Linked DNA regions of Mus musculus: region 2 is linked to region 1. Evidence: chromatin loops called from intact Hi-C (ENCODE). Cell type or tissue: gastrocnemius. All regions are shown on one strand.

What was found. A loop is a pair of places that touch in the nucleus more often than their neighbours do. Peaks named below come from ENCODE experiments on the same cell type or tissue, not always from the same donor. Only the 100,000 strongest peaks of a DNase experiment are listed, where the experiment ranks them.
Region 2: it touches region 1 in a loop (5-fold over the local background); 8 of 42 quality-filtered maps call a loop at or near these places.

Annotation. Positions count from the first base shown.
Region 1 is chrX:161,787,469-161,792,468 of GRCm38, reverse strand. No RefSeq gene overlaps it. Among named protein-coding and RNA genes, the nearest start is that of Scml1, 42 kb to the left of the region's middle. In gastrocnemius, a CTCF peak has its summit at 2,064; DNase peaks (open chromatin) are centred at 1,508 and 2,074.
Region 2 is chrX:161,577,816-161,582,815 of GRCm38, reverse strand. No RefSeq gene overlaps it. Among named protein-coding and RNA genes, the nearest start is that of Rai2, 140 kb to the left of the region's middle. In gastrocnemius, no CTCF peak of the experiment used is centred here; a DNase peak (open chromatin) is centred at 2,290; H3K4me3 peaks cover 1,261 bases; H3K27ac peaks cover 1,683 bases.

The sequences.
Region 1 (5,000 bases):
AGTTATTGGTTGGCCATTCAGTCTCTACCCCCTCTTCCATGCCTGGGCAGAGCTTCTTAATGTCTACCTTTCTTATTTTCTTTCTCAGGACAGAAATATCAAGGTTAAGGACCTACAAGGGCACTAGAAATTGGTACTTCTGCTATCTGGATTGGGGGCTCCAGAATACCTGGTTAGGGATCAGAATATTCTTAGCCTGGCAAGAGGCCAGAGTGCCATGAAGCTTGCATTTGGGGTGTGAGGATGGTGAAGACTGCCCCCTAGGCTCCTGAGGATGTTGTATACACAGTTGGGAAGCCAAGTATAATATGCTTCACTTCCAGGAAGAGAGCAGGTGAGAAGCTGGTTTAGGAGATATGTGCCTAGGAGCCATCAATATTGTCTGAAAGTATACAGAAGGTGATAACAGTCACGTTTGATCCTCAAATCTCCTCTGATCCTGTCTCCTAGGGCCACATGTAGTACTTTCTCTATAGTGTGTTCAGTACTTTTTTTTTTAAACCCAAGAAAAATTGCAGCTTACAGGCAAATTGTTCTCTAACAGAAGCTACAAAAGACAGGGAGGTGTGAACCCAGCCTTATCACAACTCCATTGCTCCTTCAGGCCCCCCACGCCCTTAATCTCTATGAAGCAATGTGATTCAGTTTCAGAAATCCTAGGACACAGCTTCATGCTGTACTTTGGTCTCTTTTAGGCCTTTCCCTTGAAGCCCTAGAGGTGAGCTTGTTCAAGTTGTTCCCTCTGGTTACCCTGTCCCCTATTCCCTCTCTATCTCAAATAGAGGTCTCCGTAGGCCCATTGATCCATCCCATTCCCTCAAACACCCAGAAAAATCCTCAAAACCCACCATCAAAACAACAACAACAAATCTAAAGCAAAATAAAACAAAAATCTCAACAACAAAAACAAAACTAAAATCCTAAATCCCAAACTCCTCAAACTGTACTAGCAGCAAAATACAGAGAACCTGTGGCCTTCACAGTGTCAGGTCTAGGACTACATTGCAAGTGTTGACTCTTAGTGCCTAGCACAATCAACCCTTGGCCCCCAGTGTTGTAGTTGGTATGTTTGGGTGGTTTTACACCATGGTTTTTCTGTGTGGCCCATTGTTGGTCCCAAACTCCTCCAAGATCACCCTGCCTCTTGCCTTGACAATTGGTATTAAAAAGTCTGTGCTACCATAGCTCAGGTCTGCTATGATATTTTTGGCTTAGGGGACAGAAGTGGTGGTAGCCCTGAACCTGTGGTTGGAAGGAACAGGGCTCTATGGACACACAGTGCTGGTGCAAAATGTGGCTAGTGAGGCTGCCCACACATTTCAAAGACGCTGCACCCTCTTCTGGCCTGTGCACACCTCGGCATCAGGGAACCTGGTTAGTCTGGACTTGCCTGGCTACTATGGGCATGGAGCAGAAAGCAACAACTCTTGTTCTGTCTGGGAGTGTCCCTGAAGCTTTTCAGTGCTGATGCTTAGCTACCATGCCCATGCCTGCAGGAGAAGCATGGCCCAAGTCTGACATAGCAGGTTTTCACTGCTGCCCCAGTGGCCCCGGTGCAGCCAGTGTGGAAAAGGAGTTATCAGACAATAACTACTGCCAATTGTGGTAAGAGGAGCCCCTAGTCTACTACCCTATGCAAGGGCAATAATTCCAGTCTGGGCTAGTACTCCCACATTTTACCCTTGCTCCTCCAGCTCCTCCAAGACTCTCATGCCCCTCCATTCATCAGCAGACTCCAAGATTCCCAGCCCTATTTCCCTGGACTCAGAAACCTAGAGGCCCTGCCAGGCACACTACATACCACTGTGTGTGTGCTTTTATTTCAAGCAGAGGGGAGAAGACACTGCGGTCATAAGCCAGCAAGCCTGCCTCCAAAGCGTAGTCAGCCTGGCTTTACTTTAATAATGGATGAAGGTCTTCTTTGCTGAACTCTGGGATTTTCTGTCTGGACCGGTTGTCCTAAGACACAAATTAGTTCCCTTCAGGCGATCAAAGTCATTGGGCAGGTATCCGTGTGTCAGGACCACTGAACTGAAAAGTTTCCGGTGGTTGTTGCTGAGTTCAACCAGAGTGGGGCAGTGTCTGCCAGCATAGATGAAACTGACAGAATGGTTTCTCCCTGACTTCCGTGTGGAAGAGTTCTTCTGACTTTTGGAGGATTCCTTTGCTGCAAAGAGGCCTCCTCTTTCCGTGGTGGAAAGGTTGGCAGCTCTTAAACAGGATGAGCAAGGCTCACTTCACAAACATTTTTGTAACTATTTCAAATACAGTCTCATCCCCTTTACAGAGCACATGTGCTCTAGGCTAGAGTTGTATTAAGACTACATGTGAAAAGTCTCCCTCACTTGGGGTGGGGGAGAACGTCACCCTTGTAAACCTAATTTTATATGTCTAGTTCAAAGACCTTTTTATGTGTTAAGCTATCAGACCTTCCAAGGAAAGTTTGGTGTAAGATGTAAGGGAGTGAGTTCTGTGTAATAAACTTCCATGGAAGCTCCTGGACCTTTACTTACTAGGCTCCAAGCTTCTGAGAATGCAGAGCACCCCAATGTCTCGAGAGTGCTGTCTTTAGAGAGGGGTGGGAGCCTGAAACAAGCCCTGAGGTATTCAGCAGACTGTGGCCAAGGATTTGTGCCTGGATTTGGAGGCTGGAGGGCAGCACCATCCCTGATTGGTGCCTACCCACTGTGAACGAAGTGCCACTGGCTGGAACATACCTACTTCCAGTCCTGGACCACATGGTTCTCTCAACAGTGAGGAAGATCAGTGAGGAAGATCACGGTGAGCTTTGATACCATGCATGACCAATATTGTCTCGGAGCTTCTTTCTTCCAGACCATGCTTTCCCCCCCTCTTGTCTAATTAGCTCCTTTTCATTTTGAAGGCCCAGTGATCATCAACCCATCTGTCAGGCCAACCGGGAAAATAGTAGAATGACATTTCCTTGGGATCAACTATTAGTAGTCTGAAGGTAGGTATGAAAGGGCCAGGCTGGAAACTCACCTCTGTAGAGCCAAGAGCAATGCAACAGTCTACAAGCTGGAATGAAAACCTTTTGAAAATCATAGATTTGACTGACCTATCTTGGCCTTGCTCCCTATTACTTTCTATAAACAAAGTATAATATAGTATGGACAAATTTGTTGAACATACATCATGTACTTATATTCTGCATCTTCTGTTTCTGGTACCCCAGATAAATTAACCCATGATCTTAATGTTACTTTATTGCTTCTGTTGTATATAGATGAGGAAATGGATGCAGAGATGTTATATGATTGGCATGAAGTAACCCAATTAGAAAGGAGCGAAGGTGACAATTAATTCCAGTTTCCTGTAACACCAGTACTCTTAATTCCTACTTAGGGTCTTCCAGCCACAACTTTTGTCAGGTGCAGCAGGAAAAAATGGGTTTTGATGCACAACTGTCTTGTGCTTCAGTACTGTCAGTATTTCAAAACAAAAGAATGCCTGCCTCTATATGAGGATTTAAATTTCCATTCAGCTGGTTGAAGGATTTAGAATACTCCCATTTTGTTATTACCCCATGGGATGCATATGATGATGAACTGGAGTACAGAAGGAAAACATTGAACCAATTTAATACTGGGTCCACCCTTTCAACCTTTTGAGTTTTGCACATATTTTATAATGTACATATTTGTTCAAGAGCCCATGCATGTAATTTATTTCAAAAAAATTTCACAAACTCTAGAAAGGCAAATGTTCAAATATTTTTTGTATTCCAGTGACGAGATTTGGCACTATTGCTTGTTTTATTTTCTACATTATATTCCTGTCTAAGAGTAAAAAAAAATAGTCTGGCTATTGTGATACACACTTGTAATTCCAGCCCATGTGAAATGGAGATAGCAGGATCAAGAGTTTAAGGAGCCTTCTATGGCTACGACAGTGTGCTCAAAGTCAGCCTGGACTGCAGGAGAGGCTTTTCCAAGAAGTCAATAAAGATGCAGGAGACCTTTTTGAACAATGTCTTTTGTTTAGAAGGTACTGTGATGGATCACTTTTGTATGGATAGATTTCCATGTACTGTATTGTTTGGCTACAAAGGGCATATCTGTCCCTTCTTCATGGATTCAGTTGAGCACATACACGTTTGACAAAGGTCCCCTAAATCCCAGCACTCTGCTAGACGTGTAGGATACAGCAATTGTGACTTTCACCCTAAAGAGTGCCGTGCTTTTGATGGAATGAATTGGGAAGGGTGATATCATTGTGTTCACGTTACTATGGGTGAGGGGACTCATAGCTCCTGCCAGAACACTCACGGAAGCTTTCTAGGGGAGGAATTATTTTGAACTACATCTTGAGGAAGTGGCCAAATTAAGAAGGTGGGAAAGAGTGTTGAGAAGAGGACACCCCTGAGTGAGAGACATGTGCTGGGAGCACCTGCCCCTTCTGTATACCTGGAGTTTACACATGACGGAAGAAGTGACTTGTGAACACAAAGATGGGCTGGGGCAGACCTCAGAACGCCTGCCCACACGTGAGGCCAGAGGATGGGTAAGAGTCAACTGCAACCACATGCTTGTTTTATTTTCTGTGTATATAGAATTACCAATTACCACAATGGTTCTGGTGTCAGTATAGAGGAACGACGCAGGAAGACTGGAGGCATTGCCTTCATTCAGTTCTGAGGTTAATTTACCAGTCTTGGCAAGGAACGGTATGGGCTGGGTCAAGAACAGTATGAAAAAAAAAGAAATTACAGATTTGAGAAAAATTGAAGAGTCTGAGTAAGGCAATTGAGAGTCTGAGTACTGTAGATGAAAGAGAAATCATGGCAAACAGGTCCAGGTTTCCCCATGAGCAACCAGGAAGAAGGTGTCCGCAGGAAACCTGTATATAAATGTTGGATCAGTGAAGGGAAGAGGAAGGGAGGGAGTGGGAGGGGAGGGAAGGTAGCTTTAGGTATGATGCATATGATGTTCCACCTATGGAGATAAAAGGTGGAAAGGCAGATGGGACAGAAGCTAGAC
Region 2 (5,000 bases), 210 kb after region 1:
CCTCAGTTGTATTAAAGAGCTGCTCCAAGAGATTCTTCTCCAGTGTCTTGTGTCTAATTCAGTCTGTGACGTTATCATTTTGACATGGGAATATCTATAATAAACCATCAATGAAAATGAAAGTGAAAGCAAAAGCCAGGAGCTTTAAACTGACTATGAATACAAATGTGGAGACACAGATGATATAGACAGAATGGTGGTCTGTGGAAGCTGAGCAAAAGCCCCCCCCCCCCTCAGGGACTTAAGTAGCTGCCCTTCTCCTGTTGCAGTGAAAACTGTCCTTAAAGTGTCTCCTGGTAACCTCAAAGAACTACCATGTTCCTTTCCAACAGCCTAATTTATGGCTTCAGACTAAGGAGATCTTGTTTTTGTATATGCTGAGAAGTAATTCTACTCTAGTTCAACTTGTAACTCCTGAGAAGTTAATGTCTAGCAAAACTGCCTGAATGCTAATGCAGTAAAAAAAAATTGGCCTGCAAGATTCTGCAATGGGCTGGAAATATGAGACACTGGATCATGCTTGCCCCACGCACAGAAAATTACTGGGCGGAACGAAGGATTTCCAGAGGGTTCATGATTCATATGAAGGTGTCTAGTCTATTCAGAGCCTGGGAATGACCTGCATTCTAAGCCAGTGGCTGACATAGCGTTCCCATTTTACTTGGTGTCTTTTAATAGAGCAGATATAAATACATCACTTTCATCTTGAGGGAGTGTGGAGAATTACGGTGCCATCACAGCAAGTCCTCTCCTCTAAGATGCAAGCATGCTGCTAGGAGGTAGAAATATTCATTCAGCTAAGCTAAGGCATATTAACCTTTCAGAATACCCTCCTCTTTTTAACTAGAGTTTGTAGCTAACATCTGTTATCTCAGTTTTTAGACAAGGCTTCATAAACTTTGTGTTTTGCATATGCTTATTATCTTTGGTCTAAACTGTGAACATTGGTCGACCAAGTGGTTCTCAAAGTTTGATCCTCAGACCATAGGCATTGGCCAATTTCTGCATGCCACACCAAACCTGCTAACTCAGACAGTTTCATGACTGGGTCAAATGAGCTTTAAGAAACCTTGGACATTCTGACGCATGTCCAAGGAGACAAAACTTTGCTAAACTGCCTGAACCTCACTTGTTCACTCTCTTTGCTGTTATGCATCACCTTTCTTCTAGGACCTAATGCAAGAACAACGAATTTGCTTTAAGTAAAATTGCTATTTTTAAATTCAAATAGTATGTAACTTAGGATGGTTTGACATAAATGTATTTTTTAACTTTTCAATGGTTCATAAATGATTCTTCAGGAGAAATCTTATTTTGAATTTTGAACTTGATCTTTTTTTTCTGGCAAGCAATGGGAAGTGTGACACTCTCCGGTTATACTGGGCACTGGTAAATAGCCACAGTTTACAGACCTGCAATCATAAGGGGAGACAATTGATACTCTAGTGTGCTGTGTTGCTAAGCTACGGGGGCAGTAGGTTAGGTATTCAGTGCACTTTAGACTTATAGGAGAGTTTTAACTTACAATAGGTTTATTGGGGAAAAGCTGGGACATAATTTAAGGACCATCTATACTACAAAATGTGCACACACACCCCCATCAGACATTCGTGGGTCTTCTTCATCCCTGGATGCTTCTGGGGTGTTGGCTCCATGTACATTGTAAATTTGGGGGAAAATCTGCTGGGTATTCACAACTCATCTTATCCTGCTCCCACACTGCAGAAAAGAGCTTTCTCCTGGGCAAATAGCCTGATACTAATATGATAATCTCTTTGACTTTAATCTACCCCTTAGATTGTTCCTCTGGCAATTTTCATACTTGCCTTTGGAGTTTATTACAGGGAAGATTGTTGTTTCATGATCAAAACTGTAGAGTGATTGTTTAATACAGAAGTCACTTCCCAGGCTTCTACGAGATCCATAACCACTCATATTGTTTGGAGTGTTCTCCCAGTTCTCTTCTTCTTCTGCTTTTCCTATTTCAGGACCACTTCACTTTCTGCTTCTTTTCTTTGCTTCTTGTTTCCTTCCATTTTCTATATATGTATATGCATATATATATATACACACACAGCACCTGGCAAGACCACACTTTTTTTTTTAAGTTATAAAGAAGAAATCCTTACTTTTTCTTTTTTAAAAAATTTATTTATTTATTTATTTATTTTACACTCCATATTTCATTCCTTCATCCCTCCATCCACCCTCCAACTGTTCCACATCCCATACTTCCTCCCCATTCCCCTGTCTCCACGTGGACGTCCCCATCCCCCACCCCACCTGACCTCTAAATTCCCTGGGGCCTTCAGTCTCTTGAGAGTTAGGTGCATCATCTCTGAGTGAACACAGACCCGGAAGTCCTCTGCTGTATGTGTGTTGGGGGCCTCATATCAGCTGGTGTATGCCGCCTGGTTGGTGGTCCAGTTTTTGAGACATCTTGGGGGTCCAGATTGAGACTGCTGGTCCTCCTACAGGGTTACCCTTCTCCTCAGCTTCTTGAATTCAGCCTTCCCTAATTCAACAACAGTGGCCAGCTGCTTCTGTCCATTGGTTGGGTGCAAATATCTGCATCTGACTCTTTCAGCTGCTTGTTGGGTCTTTTAGAGGGTAGTCATGATAGATCCCTTTTTGTGAGTGCTCCATAGCCTCGTAATAGTGTCAGGCCTTGGGACCTCCCCTTGAGCTGGATCCCACTTTAGGCCTGTCGCTGGACCTTCTTTTCCTCAGGTTCCTCTTCATTTCAATCCCTGTAATTCTTTCAGACAGGAACAGAGGGTCAGAGGTGTGACTGTAGGTTGGCCCCCCTCTCCCTCATTTGATGCCCTGTCTTCCTGCTGGGAGGTGGGATCTATAAGTTCTCTCTCCCTACTATTGGGCATTTCATCTAAGGTCCCTCGATTTGAGTCCTGAGAGTTTCTCACCTCCCAGGTTTCTGGTGCATCCAACCTTCTACCTCCGGAGAGGGTGCCAGTTTCCACTCTCTCTGCTGGCCCCCAGGGCTTCAGTCCTTTTCCCTCACTGAATATCAGATCAGGTTTCCCTCTGCCCCAACCCCCAACCCCAGTTCACCTTCCCTCCCAGGTTTCTCCCTCCCTCCCCACTTGTGATTGCTCTTTGTGTGTGGTCTCTATGTTTATTTGAAAAGGTTTTAGAGGACAACTGTGAGAATCATGAAAATACTACAAAGCCTTACTGCCCATAGCTTTTCCATGTAATATTCTTTGGTCCATCACTTCTGTCTTTGGGTTTCTATTGCTGTGAAGGGACACAGTGACAGTGGCAAATCTTAATAAGGAAAATATTTAATTGGGGCTGGCTTACAGTTCAGGGATTTAGTCCATTATCATCATAGCAGGAAGCATGGTGACATGCAGGCAGACATGATGCTGGAGAGGTAGCTGAGAGTTCTACATCTGGATTGGCAGGCAGCAGGAAAAGAGTGACACTGGACCTGGCTTGAGCATTTGAAACCCCAAAGCCCACCCCTAGCAACATACTTCCTCTAACTATGCCACACCTCCTGATAGTGTCACTCCCTATAAGCTCATAGGGGCCATTTTCATTCAACCACCACAACTCTCCACTCTAGAAGACCTGACCATCATATTTGTGCTTTGAAACAGACACAAAGAGATTCTAAATATTATCCAGGTTTCTTATACTTGGATAAGAAATAACCCAGCTTCCTTCTTGTCCTTTATTCCAGATTACTTTGATTATCATGATCACTACTGTCCCTCCCAGCTTCTAATGGAAGTCCTCTCCACTCTTATTCAAAACACGGTAGTTGTGCCATCCTTCCCTCCTCTTCCCACTTTGTCATTTTCCAAGCATTGCTTTTGAAGCTACCTTCAAATATGCTACTTACATTGAGTCTTAGTCTTTGGATAATGATGCTAAGGACATCAAACCCAATGTATCCCTCCCACCTTAGGACTCAGCAGCACCAAAGTGAGCTAGCACCTGTGAATGGACCTATAGCCAGTAAGAGACTGGAGCTGAAGGCACCAAACATAATATAGCTGTGGCATTGTGACATATATCTGACTGGCTTCTATTTCCTTATGTCTAGCCTTCACTCAAAACCTAGACATACCATGGACACTGTTTCCATCATTTTTCTTAGATAATGAGTTGCTTATTGTCTAGCATGATTGGAGCAGAGAAAAGTAGTCCTCTTTCATTCTGATTTAAACTGGGAGCTCCATATGCATCGTAAGTCAGGGGGTTAATCAGCAGCACAATTTGTGGGCTTTCAAAGCCTCCTACTTACATCCATAGGAAGTCCTTAAAGAGGAGAAGCAGTGCACATTTGTTTACTCCCTTTACCAGCATTGACTGAGCAATTGCTGCTAGTGAGAGTATCTTGTCATAGAAGCAATGTTAAGCCTGGTCAAACTGCTATTAGATGGAACCTCACTAGTCTTTGTTTGCGGATCCCTGCTATACAGTAATTCCTATCTCCCAAAAACTATATCTGGGCTTACTAAATAGTCTTATATGAAAGCAGTAACTCCCTGTCTCATGCTTCACCTTGGAAGTAGTGCCATCTTTCCCTTGATTAATAACTTTCTGTAATGTCACTTCATTTTAAGGAACGAAATCCAGGTTGTACATGTAGTCAAACTTATCAAGTTTAAAGACAATTTTTTTAAAGATTTATTTTACTAATTTGTGTATGAGTGCATGTACTCATATGGGAGCAAGTGTGCATGCCTATGCACACATGGAGGCCAGAAAGGGGCATCAGATCTCCTGGAGCTGGGAGTACTGTTGTTTGCAGTGCTCCTGACTTGCTATATATGTGCTGGGATCTGAACTGCAGTCCTTGTGATTGTTCAGCAAGTGTGCTTAACAGCTGAGTCATCTCTCCAGCCCCACAAATCAATTTTGAACTTCCCTTTCCACCTCTTTTCCTTCACACTGGATTGTTTGCATTCTCACAAACATTATAGATCCCCAATTCTTTTTGTACACGCCATCCCTTCCCTAAACCT